2 separate regions of the Homo sapiens genome follow, and region 1 is linked to region 2. Evidence: chromatin loops called from intact Hi-C (ENCODE). Cell type or tissue: breast epithelium. All regions are shown on one strand. Links, peaks and the distances in the headings refer to the core of each region. The heading gives the core; the rest is flanking DNA.

Region 1 (5,387 bases), core at 135-5,134, 110 kb before region 2:
GGTGTTTCTTTTCTCAGCAGTTTTAATGTTTTATTCTACTCTTCTGGTTTGTATGGTTTCTTAGACGTCAGATGTAATTCTTATCTTTGCTTCTTTGTGGGTAAAATGTGTTTTTTCCTCTGGCATCTTTCAAGATTTTTCCTGTATATTTGATTTTCTAAAGTTTGAATATGATATTCCTAGGTATAGGGGTTTTCTTGGTTTTTGTTTTCTTTTTCTTTCTTTTTTTTGGGGGGGGGATGGGAGGGGCTTTTATCCTGCTAGGTGTTCTCTGAGATCCCTCAATCTGTGGTTTGGTGTCTGGCGTAAGTTTAGGAAAATTCTCAGTGATTATTGCTTCAAATATTGTGTCTATTCCTTTTTCTTTTTTCTTCTTCTGGTATTCCCATTACATGTATGTTGCATCACTTGTAGTAGCCCCACAGTTCTCAGATATTCTGTTCTGTGTTTGTTTGTTTGTTTGTTTGTTTGTTTTCCAGTCTTTTTTCTGTTTGCTTTTTAGTTTTGGAGGTTTCTACTCAGATATTCTCAATGTTACAGATTATTACCTCAGCCACGTCCAGTCTACTAATGAGCCCATCAAAGGTATTCTTCATTTCTGTTTTAGTGCTTTTGATATGTAGAAGTTCTTTTCAAGAGTTTGGGGTTTCACTCTTGTTGCCCAAGCTGGAGTGCAATGGAACAATCTCTTGGCTCACTGCAACCTCTGTCTCCCGGGTTCAAGCGATTCTCCTGCCTCAGCCTCCTGAGTAGCTAGGATTACAGGCATGTGCCACCACATCCAGCTAATTTTTTGTGTTTTTAGTGGAAATGGGGTTTCACCATGTTAGCCAGGCTGGTCTCGAACCCCTGACCTCAGGTGATCCACCTGCCTCAGCCTCCCAAAGTGCTGGAATTACAGGCATGAGCCACCTCGCCTGGCCTAGAAGTTTTTTTTATTCTTTCTTAGAATTTTCATCTTTCTGCTTACATTATCCATCTGTTCTTGTATGTTGTCTACTTTTTCCATTAGAGCCCTTAGCATATTCATCAGTGTTTTAACAATTCCCAGTCTGATAATTCTAAAATTCTGCCATATCAGATTCTGGTTCTGATATTCAGTCTCTTCAAACTGTGTTTTTGTTTTTTAGTATGTCTTGTAATTTTTTGTTGAAAGGTAAATATGATGCACTGGTTAAGAAGAACTGCAATAAATGGAACTTTACTAATGTGATGAGTTGTTGGGGGAGGGGAAGCTCTATATCCTTTGATTAGGTCTCAGTCTTGTGGTGAGCCTGTGCCCCAGACTGTGAACTTCAACAGTGCTTCTCAGGACCCCTCCCCCCTTAGGTGGGACAGGATGGCTGGAGCTAGCTGAAGCTGGGTATTTCCCCTGTCTCAGGTAGATTAGGCTCTGATGAAGCCCCAGAAGGTTGAACTCTAATAAAATCATTTATTTTGAGAGCAGGCCTGTTTAGAAAGAACAGAATTCTCTGGTGTATTTTAAAATGGTTTCTATTCTCCTCCACCTGCCAGAAGCACAAGGGGTTTTTTCTCTAAGATTCACACCTTGTAGAGACTCAGTAGATAAAACTCACAAAACCATGGGTCCCCCGCCCCCTCACAAAACTGTGAGTCCCCCACCCTGTTAAACTCCGGGGGACCCTGGAATCTCAGAGTTGTCCACACTGAGCCTCCAGCAATTCATCAATTACAGTTCAGATTTTCCCATCCTAGTACTGGTGCCAGCTAAGTTTTCTGCCCCTGTAAATTGTGATTCTCCGTATCTGCCTATCTATCTCCTCAGTTCTGGGGGCAGCTGCTTGCCCTGTGACCTCACTTTTCTGATATATCTATGAAGAGTTATTGATTTTTCATTCTGTTCAGCTTTTTACTTGCTGTTGGGACAGAGTGGTGACTTCTAAGATCCTAACATGTCAGACCTTAAAGCAGAAGTTCCTGCCTATATTTTGCTGAGAGGCATTGGAAAGTTACTTGGCAAAAAATTCTATTTTAAACAGTGAAGAATCAGAAACAATAATCCAATCAGCCCCAGGTCCTCCAGGGTATAAAAGAAGGACCAATGGGTGGAAACAGGTTGGAAATCAGCATTGGCTCACAGGAGAATGATCAAATGATAATGATTTTTTGTGGTTATACCAAACTCTGGATGGGACCTGAAGCTGGAGTTGGAGGATCTACAAAGCCTCAAGGGAAGGAAGACTTTTAATGCTTATTGTCTGCTGTCTCTTTCCTTCCTTCCTTCTTTCCTTTCTTCCTTCTCCTCCTCTTCCTCCTTCTTCTTTCTTCTTTTCTTTTCTTTCTTTTCCCAACATCTTATTCCTTAGAATCATACAAAATGAAACTCTACAGATGGGATCAAAGAAGGCTGAAGATGACAAAGAAAAAAGGGAGATAACAAAAGGAATAGAAGAGGAAATTTTAGGGAATTTGTTGTTAGAAGGTAGAAAAAGGTAATCAGAAATGATCCTATGGAAGATAGGATGCCTCACTTCTGATTAAGAAATTCAAGGTTTTATGGACAGAACTTTAACCCTTCTCCCCCAGTGTCCTGAGAGTGACATCCCCTCCACCCCAGGCAATGGCTCTTTCTGGGGCAGGAAATTCTCCAAACAAGTTTCCAAATTAAGGGTTTTGATTGAGCTCACTTCCCAGAATTTTGTTCTGGCCTCTTTTTCCGATTACAGAATATGAATCAGCTAATGATTCTGAAAAATAAAACTTCGGATACTTCTTTGTACTTGGAGAAAGAAAGAAATATACTGTGCAGTGCTCTTTTGATACATTCCAGAATAATCTTCATATTAACTCAATGGGGAAGCAATTGGATTTCCTCTGAAAGAGAGGAGAACATATCTCCCACATTGCAAAAAAAAAAAAAACCTGTCAATAAATTCCAGGAACAGGAGCTACTACAAATGTTCCCATTTTTTGAAGAGAATTTGTTCTGACCTCACTTCTAAGGGACTTGGTGTATGTGTCTTGAGCTTATTTTCCATTTGCTAATTAAAAGTACCTTGTCAGCAGTATTTATTACTATTATTATTGGTGAATGAATCATCCTCTTTTTCCACCAAATCTACTTTCCAGACTCACCCATTCTAAATGCTGGCTTACAACTCACTCATGGCTGCCAAAACAACCCACTCAGATGAGTCTCCTCAGCGTTTCTCTGCCAAATCCTTTTCCTCTCTAATCTGAGACTAAAAGTCTTATTTGAAAAATTGCCTGCTCTTAAAAAATTTTCTGGATTGACATATGTCTTACTCCCATAACAAAACATTTTTTGCATTCTTCCAAGACCAAGTCAGATCTCCTTAATAAGGCATGAAAAATATAGATTTGCCTTCAGCTTAGTGTCTTCCAGGGCAGACCTGTGAATTCTGAGTCTTGCTAATGAATGGATTGCCAGAGAAGTCTTAGAGACCCACATTCTCTCTGTATTTGTAAGATATCATAGCAGTGGAAATTCTAATCAATGCATTAAAAAAGGGCCGCTCTAACCCTGTACTTTATTTTTCAATTGAATTTCCAACTCTCAAAAAATCACAAAAATAGTACCAAGATGCTCGTACAGCCTTCACCAAGCTCCCCCAAAGTTAACAACTTATGTAACTAGTTAATCAGTTACCAAAATCAGAAAATTAACATTAATTGATTCATTACTATTACCTAAGTGATAAACTTTATTCCAATTTCACTAGTTGTCCTGCTAATCTCCCTTTTCTGGTCCCAGATCCCATTGAGTATCACGTGTTGCATTCAGTTGTTATGTCTCTTTAGACGCTTTAATTTAGGGCTATTACTCAATCCTTCATTTTTCATGACCTTGGCACTTCTAAAAGTCAGTTATTTCGGGCCAGTTATTTTGTAGACTATCTTTCAGTTTGAGATATCTCTTCTTAGAAAATGACCTCTCACACACCTCTGACCAGATTTCTGGAAGGGTATTGAGGTTCTACACTTGTGAGAAAATGTATGCTCAGGGGAAAAATAGTGAAATTATGCCAAATAAATACTTATTTCTTCTATAGTTTAGGAACATACTGAAAAATGAGGCCTCATGCCACTGATCTTTTGAGGCCTATATGAGTCTGAAATGTAGTTATCCTTTTCAAAGCAATCAAGTAGTGTGCAATCAATTACAAAAAAAAAAACCCAGAAAAATGAACTCAAATGGCTTAAGCCACAAAGAAGATTTATTGGCATACATAACTGAGAAATCTGGCGGTAAGTTGAACTTCAGGCAAATGTTGACCCAGGTCCCCCTAAGTCTTTCAACCTTAACTTTACCTGCCACAGTGTTGGCTTCACCTCAGGGATGGCTTTCTATATGGTCACAAGGTGGTTATCAATAAAACTGGGGTAACATGCCCTCTCATCCACATCCAGAACATCATAACCCAGTCACTAGGGCCCCCAGATGAAATGCAGTAATTGCCTTAAACCACCTGCTCTCCTGAGCCAAGAATAGAACCACTGTCACCCAAATCACATATGGGGTGCTGTTAGGAAGCGAAAAGGAGAAATGGATGCTATATTGATATGGTTTGGCTGTGTCCCCACGCAAATCTCATCTTGAATTCCCACATGTTGTGAGAGAGACCCAGTGAGAGGTAATTAAATCATGGGGGTGAGTCTTTCCCATGTTGCTCTCATGATAGTGAATAAGTCTCATGACATCTAATGGTTTTGTTTTTTTTTTTTATTTTTTGAGATGGAGTCTCGCTCTGTCACCCAGGCTGGAGTTCAGTGGTGCGATCTCGGCTCACTGCAAGCTCTGCCTCCTGGGTTCACATCATTCTCCTGCCTCAGCCTCCCGAGTAGCTGGGACTACAGGCACCCGCCACCACGCCCGGCTAATTTTTTGTATTTTTAGTAGAGATGGGCTTTCACCATGTTAGCCAGGATGGTCTCAATCTCCTGACCTTGTGATCTGCCCACCCCGGCCTCCCAAAGTGCTGGGATTACAGGTGTGAGCCACCGTGCCCGGCTGAGATCTAATGGTTTTAAAAAAGGGAGTTTCCCTGCACAAGCTCTCTCCTCTTGTCTGCTGCCATGTGAGATATGCCTTTCACCTTCCACCATGATTGTGAGGCCTCCCCAGCCATGTGGAACTATAAGTCCATTAAACCTTTCTCTTTTGTAAATTGCCCAGTCTCCGGTATGTCTTTATCAGCAGCATGAAAATGGACTAATACATATGTAGACAATTAACTATGTCCCCACAGGCTAGAATCCTTAGTGGTGGAATTGCAGAGAAGTGTATATATGGGGCAGGAGATTCTGTGCCCATGTGTTCCAATGGATGCTCAATGCTAAGATGGACTCAGCAGGAAGGTCAGAAAGAACACAGTCTGGAAGAAATTAGGCATGAAAACTGGGAG
Region 2 (5,387 bases), core at 113-5,112:
AGAATTAAATAGTACATAATCCATATCATTCTCAATACTTGAAAAATAAAGATTCTAAAAATGTAATGCCTTCTGTCCCCTATGCTCTGAAATTAATAGTACAGGAGTTATCTAAGCGTAATTCAGTATATAAAAGAGAACTTCAAATGAGCCAAACAATAGTAAAACCATAACAGGTAAGTACTTTCTCTTACTTGGTTCTTAATTCTTAAATCAGAACATGATCATGAGCTGATTTTTTAACCACCAAGTTTGTTCAGCTATTTTGCCATGCATGCATGAGTAAGGAAGTTGAGTATGTTACCCTGCAACATTTCTTTTGGGTGCCGTACAAACAGAAATACAAACTACTAGCTAAAACAAGTATTAAAAATTTCATGCAACTTTTAATTATTTATGTAGAGCCTCTTCTTATCTGCTTGGACGTCTTCTAGTTCATATAATTATATTCCATATCAAATTTTAATCAGAATCATAAAGAATACTATTACCAATAAGCTTTTCCCACTTAATGACATCAGTTCTACCAGCCATAAAAGCTGCTTGTACTGTGTTTTTCACAAATAATCTTGTTTATTCAAAAGGTTACCTCATCAGCACGAGGAGCATCTTTATCTAATTCTCTCCAAGCATGCTCAAAACCAGATTCTTCTGGAAACAAATCTGCCGTATCATCTTCATCTTCAGAACTAGTTTCTATATTTCCTTTACCCCTTGCAAGATCAGGGCCACTGTCACTTTTATCATCATCCTCACTATCCTCATCTTCATCCTCCTCTTCATCTTCATCCTCCTCTTCATCATCTTCACTTCCATCGTCATCACCTGAAGCTCTACCAACACTTGTAATTTCATTTTCAGATTCCTCATCACTTCCTATTTCACTAACGCTTTCTGAATCTTCCTCCAGAGCATCTTTGTCACACATTTCACCATCTGTTGAGTTTTCATAACCATCACTGTCTCTTGTCATTATGAGTTGAACCACTGCAAAATGTTAAAGGGGAAAGAAATTAAGAAAAGATATATGCTGAATTAAACTGAATCCAAATTATCTTGACATCAACTCCAGTAAAAATATAATTTCTATGAAACACAGTAAAGACAAATATATATTCAGTAAATGCTTAGTCAATTTTTATGATAGAAATCCTAACCATAACTTCTATGAAACAGAGTAAAGGAAAATACACTTAACCAAGTTATTTAATGGAAATCCTAACACATGCTCACATCACGCAAGTAGATCCAGACATTCATTCAATACTTAACAGTGTGCCTGCTACGTGCTAAGTGCTCAATATACAACAGTTGGTAAAAGAGAAGCAAACAGTGCTCTCAGTGAAACTTCTAGCTGAGTGAAAAGAATACATGGATATCAAATAAAATCAATATATAGGAAAAGTTAAAATCACAACTAAGATATCCCAGAAAGAATGTTTTCTAAGGGGATTTAATGGGGTCCCTAAGTGAGTGATAACTGAGCTGTTACTTGAAGGATGAACAGGAGTTAAATAGTCAAAGTTAGACTAATAGATGGAAATTTGTTTGAAAGAGCAAGGAAGGTACCTGTAAAAATCTGCCAATAGGAAAAAGCCAACCATCATGTCCAGATCACAGATAGCACAGAATCAAGTAACAAATGGAAATGAAGAGTTAAGTAGAGGCCAAGCTATCAAAAAACCATATAGAGAGCTTGGACTTTTTCATAAAAGCAATGGGAAGACACTGCTGTTTTCAAAAAAGAGGATGTCATCTTCTTTTGGATATTGTCATCCTCAGACTTGCATATTGAGGAGATCACCTTGACTATACTGTAGAAAACTGACTTGGGAAAGTAAAGAACAGATGTGAATATAGTAAAGGTAGTACAGTACAAAAAGCAAGAAATGAAGGTAGCACTAAGTTGGGTGGCAGTATGTATGCAGAGATGTACATGGATTTCAGAGTCAGTCAGGAAGTGAAACCAATAATTACCGACTGGAGATTTGACACGGGGACTGGGAGTTTTGGAAGTGTCAAAGATGAGTCATAGCTTCTTAGCTTTCAGAGCTAGTTAGCTAAGAAGATGGAAAGATGAAAAGGGAACACTGGAAATGAACTAGTTTGTTTGGTGGAGGGAAATCATGAGTTCAGTTTTGAATATGTTGAATACGAAGTGCCACTCAGTCATCTAAAAGAAAGTATCAATAATAAGAGTGTACAGCTCAGAGAAGTCTGGGTTGGAGATCAGTGACTCATTCATACGCAGTTGACAACAGAAGCTGTGATGTGGATGAGATCACCTATAAAGACAGAGAAATAATATTTATACTTTTTCTGCCAGGTCTTGAACTTTGTAATCAACTGTCATGATTAGCAATACACCAAGATTGAAAGACTGTTTTTGCTTAAGATGGAAATTTTAGTCCTCACAACTCTGAAAGGGCTCATTTCCTACTTCTAAAGCAATCACAGGCTTCTATCTACTTGGTGTGTAGATATATCTTACGTGTTTTACTCATCTTTAAGTTGGAGCTTATTTTCTGCTTACAGGCTCTAAGTTTGGAAAATTAAAAGCAAATTTAAAAGTTCAAGATTTAGAATGAAATTGGAACTAATTTTCTCTTGGTCCTATAATCTTATAATAGTTATTCACTGACCAAATATTTACTGAGTATCTACTACATACAAAGAATTGAGCTAGGATAAGGGAAAAGAGAGAAGATTTGTAACACGATCTCATGCTCTTGATGGATTCATAAATAAAAGGTAACCATTTACTGATTTATAAATCTATGTTCTCAATCACCATACAGTGAGAGACATCTAAATTTGCCTGCAGAGAGGTATTTATAAAAAGGCTTCACAAAGATACAACTTGACTTGAGACTAACTGAATGAAAAGGCATCTTGTTAGAAGGAAAAGCAGGAAATGGGCTTTTATGTTACCACCACAACGAAGCAGGGATTAATAAAAATAACTAGCCAATAGAAGTGAAAAGCGCCAAAATGAAAGCATTGTCACAGGTTCTATATATGAGATCTGAAAAACACAACATTGAAAGTTACTATGAGGTAAGCAGAATTTACTTTTAAGCAACAAGCTTAGAAATAACATCTTACAGACCCAGTCTATCTAGTATTGCAATATTTCTCAACTGTCAGTCATTATACCATTTTCATGATTTTTGAATATCATTTTTTTATTAAATTGAATTTTTTAAAAGTTAGTTTTGCTCTAAACAATATTCCTAAAGTCACAGAAGTGATAGGGTAATTACATTGTTTTCTAAGATGTTGACACAGTACATAACTATTAATATTTTAGAAGTTTGAGTATCATCAAAAATCTTCTCACTTATGACAATGGTACACATACCACACTTTGGGTTATATAATAATAAAGTGTTGCATAAGAGACTTAAAGAGGTCTTCCATTTCAATGTTTTTAACAATATCAACTGCATTCAGAGTATTTATTCATTCAATAAGTATCTGCAGCCGAGCACAGCTGCTCACGCCTGTAATCCCATCATATTAGGAGGCCAAGATGGGAGGATCTTGAGCCCAGGAGTTTGAGACAAGCCTGGGCAACATGGCAAAACTCTTTGTCTCTACAAAAATACAAAAATTAGCTAGGCATGGTGGGGTGCACCTGTGGTCCCAGTGACTCGGAAGGCTGAGGTGGGAGAATCACCTGGGCCCAGGAAGTTGCGGCTGCAGTGAGCTGTGATTGCACCACTGCACTCCAGCCTGGGCAGCAGAGCGAGACCCTGTCTCCAAAAATAAAAATAAAAAACCCCAAAAAGTATCTGCTTAGAGCCCACAATGTACACAGCCTTGTGCAAGATAATGTGGGGTTACACAAATATAAATGTCTCTATTCCTAGACAGTATTGCTCTAGTAGTGACTGTAAACATTACTACTTATCCAGCTACTTCAAACAAAAAACAAAAAAAAACCAAAAAAACTGCTTTACCATTTTCCCCCAATTATAAACATAATGAATGATCATTACAAACCAAAAAAAGTTAGGAAAATATGGTTAATAAATAAAACAAAGGTGACTAGCAGTAATTTTTCATTCAAAGATAACTGGTTATTTTAGTATACAACCATATCCCTAAATTTCTTTTCTTTAATTTAAATACTAATTTGTTTAAAATAACTGGTCATATCGTTATTTTGGAACCTATTTTTAAAACTTCATAGATCACAGATGTTTGCATATATTTAATTAATCTCTTAATGATTTGTTACCATTTTAATTTCTATTTTCATTTTTTGAGACAAGGTCTTGCTCTGTTGCCCAGGCTGGAGTGCAGTGGCACGATCTTGGCTCACTGCAACCTCTACCTCCTGGGTTCAAGTGATTCTCGTGCCTCAGCCTCCCAAGTAGCTGGGATTACAGGTGTGCACCACTATGCCCAGCTAATTTTTGTATTTTTAGTAGAGACCGGGTTTTGCCATGTTGGCTAGGCTGGTCTCAAACTCCTGACCTCAAGCAATCCACCCGCCTCGGTCTCCCAAAGTGCTGGGATTATAAAGGTGAGCCACTGTGCCCAGCCAGTTACCGTTTTATTTTAAAAATAATGCTGCAATGCACATTCTTTGCACACATCCAATTATTTATGTAAAATAGATTCTGAGGAGTGCAAGTGCTGGGCATGAACATTTCATGATGACAAATATCACACTGCAAGTCCTCACATCACCTTTACTTCACAGCACTTAAAAAGGCCCTTGCACACAGTAATTGCTGTAATAACTGATGAATGGATAATGAACAGAAGATTATATATGGAGCCGTGTAATCCTTATTTATGAGTAATGCCTTTCCTAGACTGTGGAACCAACAAAATTACTGCAAGCAATGTGGTGGGGTAGAAGGAGTCAGAAGACTTGAGTTGCAGTTCCAGGTCTGCATGTCCTTACATAAGTCACTTTAATCTTGTTCGCTGATACAGTCTTATTGCTCAAGGTAACTAAGAAAATTAAATGAGAAAAGATATGTAAAAAAGTCTGTAAAATCAATCTAAAGGATTATATAGCTATGTTATATTAATTCAGTGCCCCAAATGAAGTGGATGCTAGACTAACTTACCTCACTAATTCAGTGTCAAATCAACTTTGCTGCCGGTCCCACTCCAATCTTATTCTTCAATTTTAGTAACCGGATTCCTATCCTTTCTTCCCACACCTCAAGAGGTCTGCTGCCTGGTTCCACTACAAATGTAAAATGGGATACCACCACTGACTCCCTAGTCCTTGCTATCCAGAATTCACTCCACTGCCTGATACCTTCTACCCTCACAGTGTGATCTCTGCTTATCAAGACCTCTTGGCCTATCAAAACCTCTTGGCCTATCAAGAACTCTTGGGCTATCAAGACCTCTTGGCCTAT

The links. Hi-C counts contacts between places; a loop is a spot of excess contacts. Peaks named below come from ENCODE experiments on the same cell type or tissue, not always from the same donor. Only the 100,000 strongest peaks of a DNase experiment are listed, where the experiment ranks them.
Region 1: it touches region 2 in a loop (8-fold over the local background); 1 of 110 quality-filtered maps calls a loop at or near these places.

The regions. Positions count from the first base shown.
Region 1 is chr20:13,669,061-13,674,447 of GRCh38, forward strand. No RefSeq gene overlaps it. Among named protein-coding and RNA genes, the nearest start is that of TASP1, 33 kb to the left of the region's middle. In breast epithelium, for the core only: no CTCF peak of the experiment used is centred there; a DNase peak (open chromatin) is centred at 3,131; H3K27ac peaks cover 2,021 bases.
Region 2 is chr20:13,775,284-13,780,670 of GRCh38, forward strand. ESF1 (ESF1 nucleolar pre-rRNA processing protein) reads right to left here. Exons shown (of 14, transcript NM_001276380.2): 3 at 590-987. Among named protein-coding and RNA genes, the nearest start is that of ESF1, 6.9 kb to the right of the region's middle. In breast epithelium, for the core only: no CTCF peak of the experiment used is centred there; no DNase peak of the experiment used is centred there.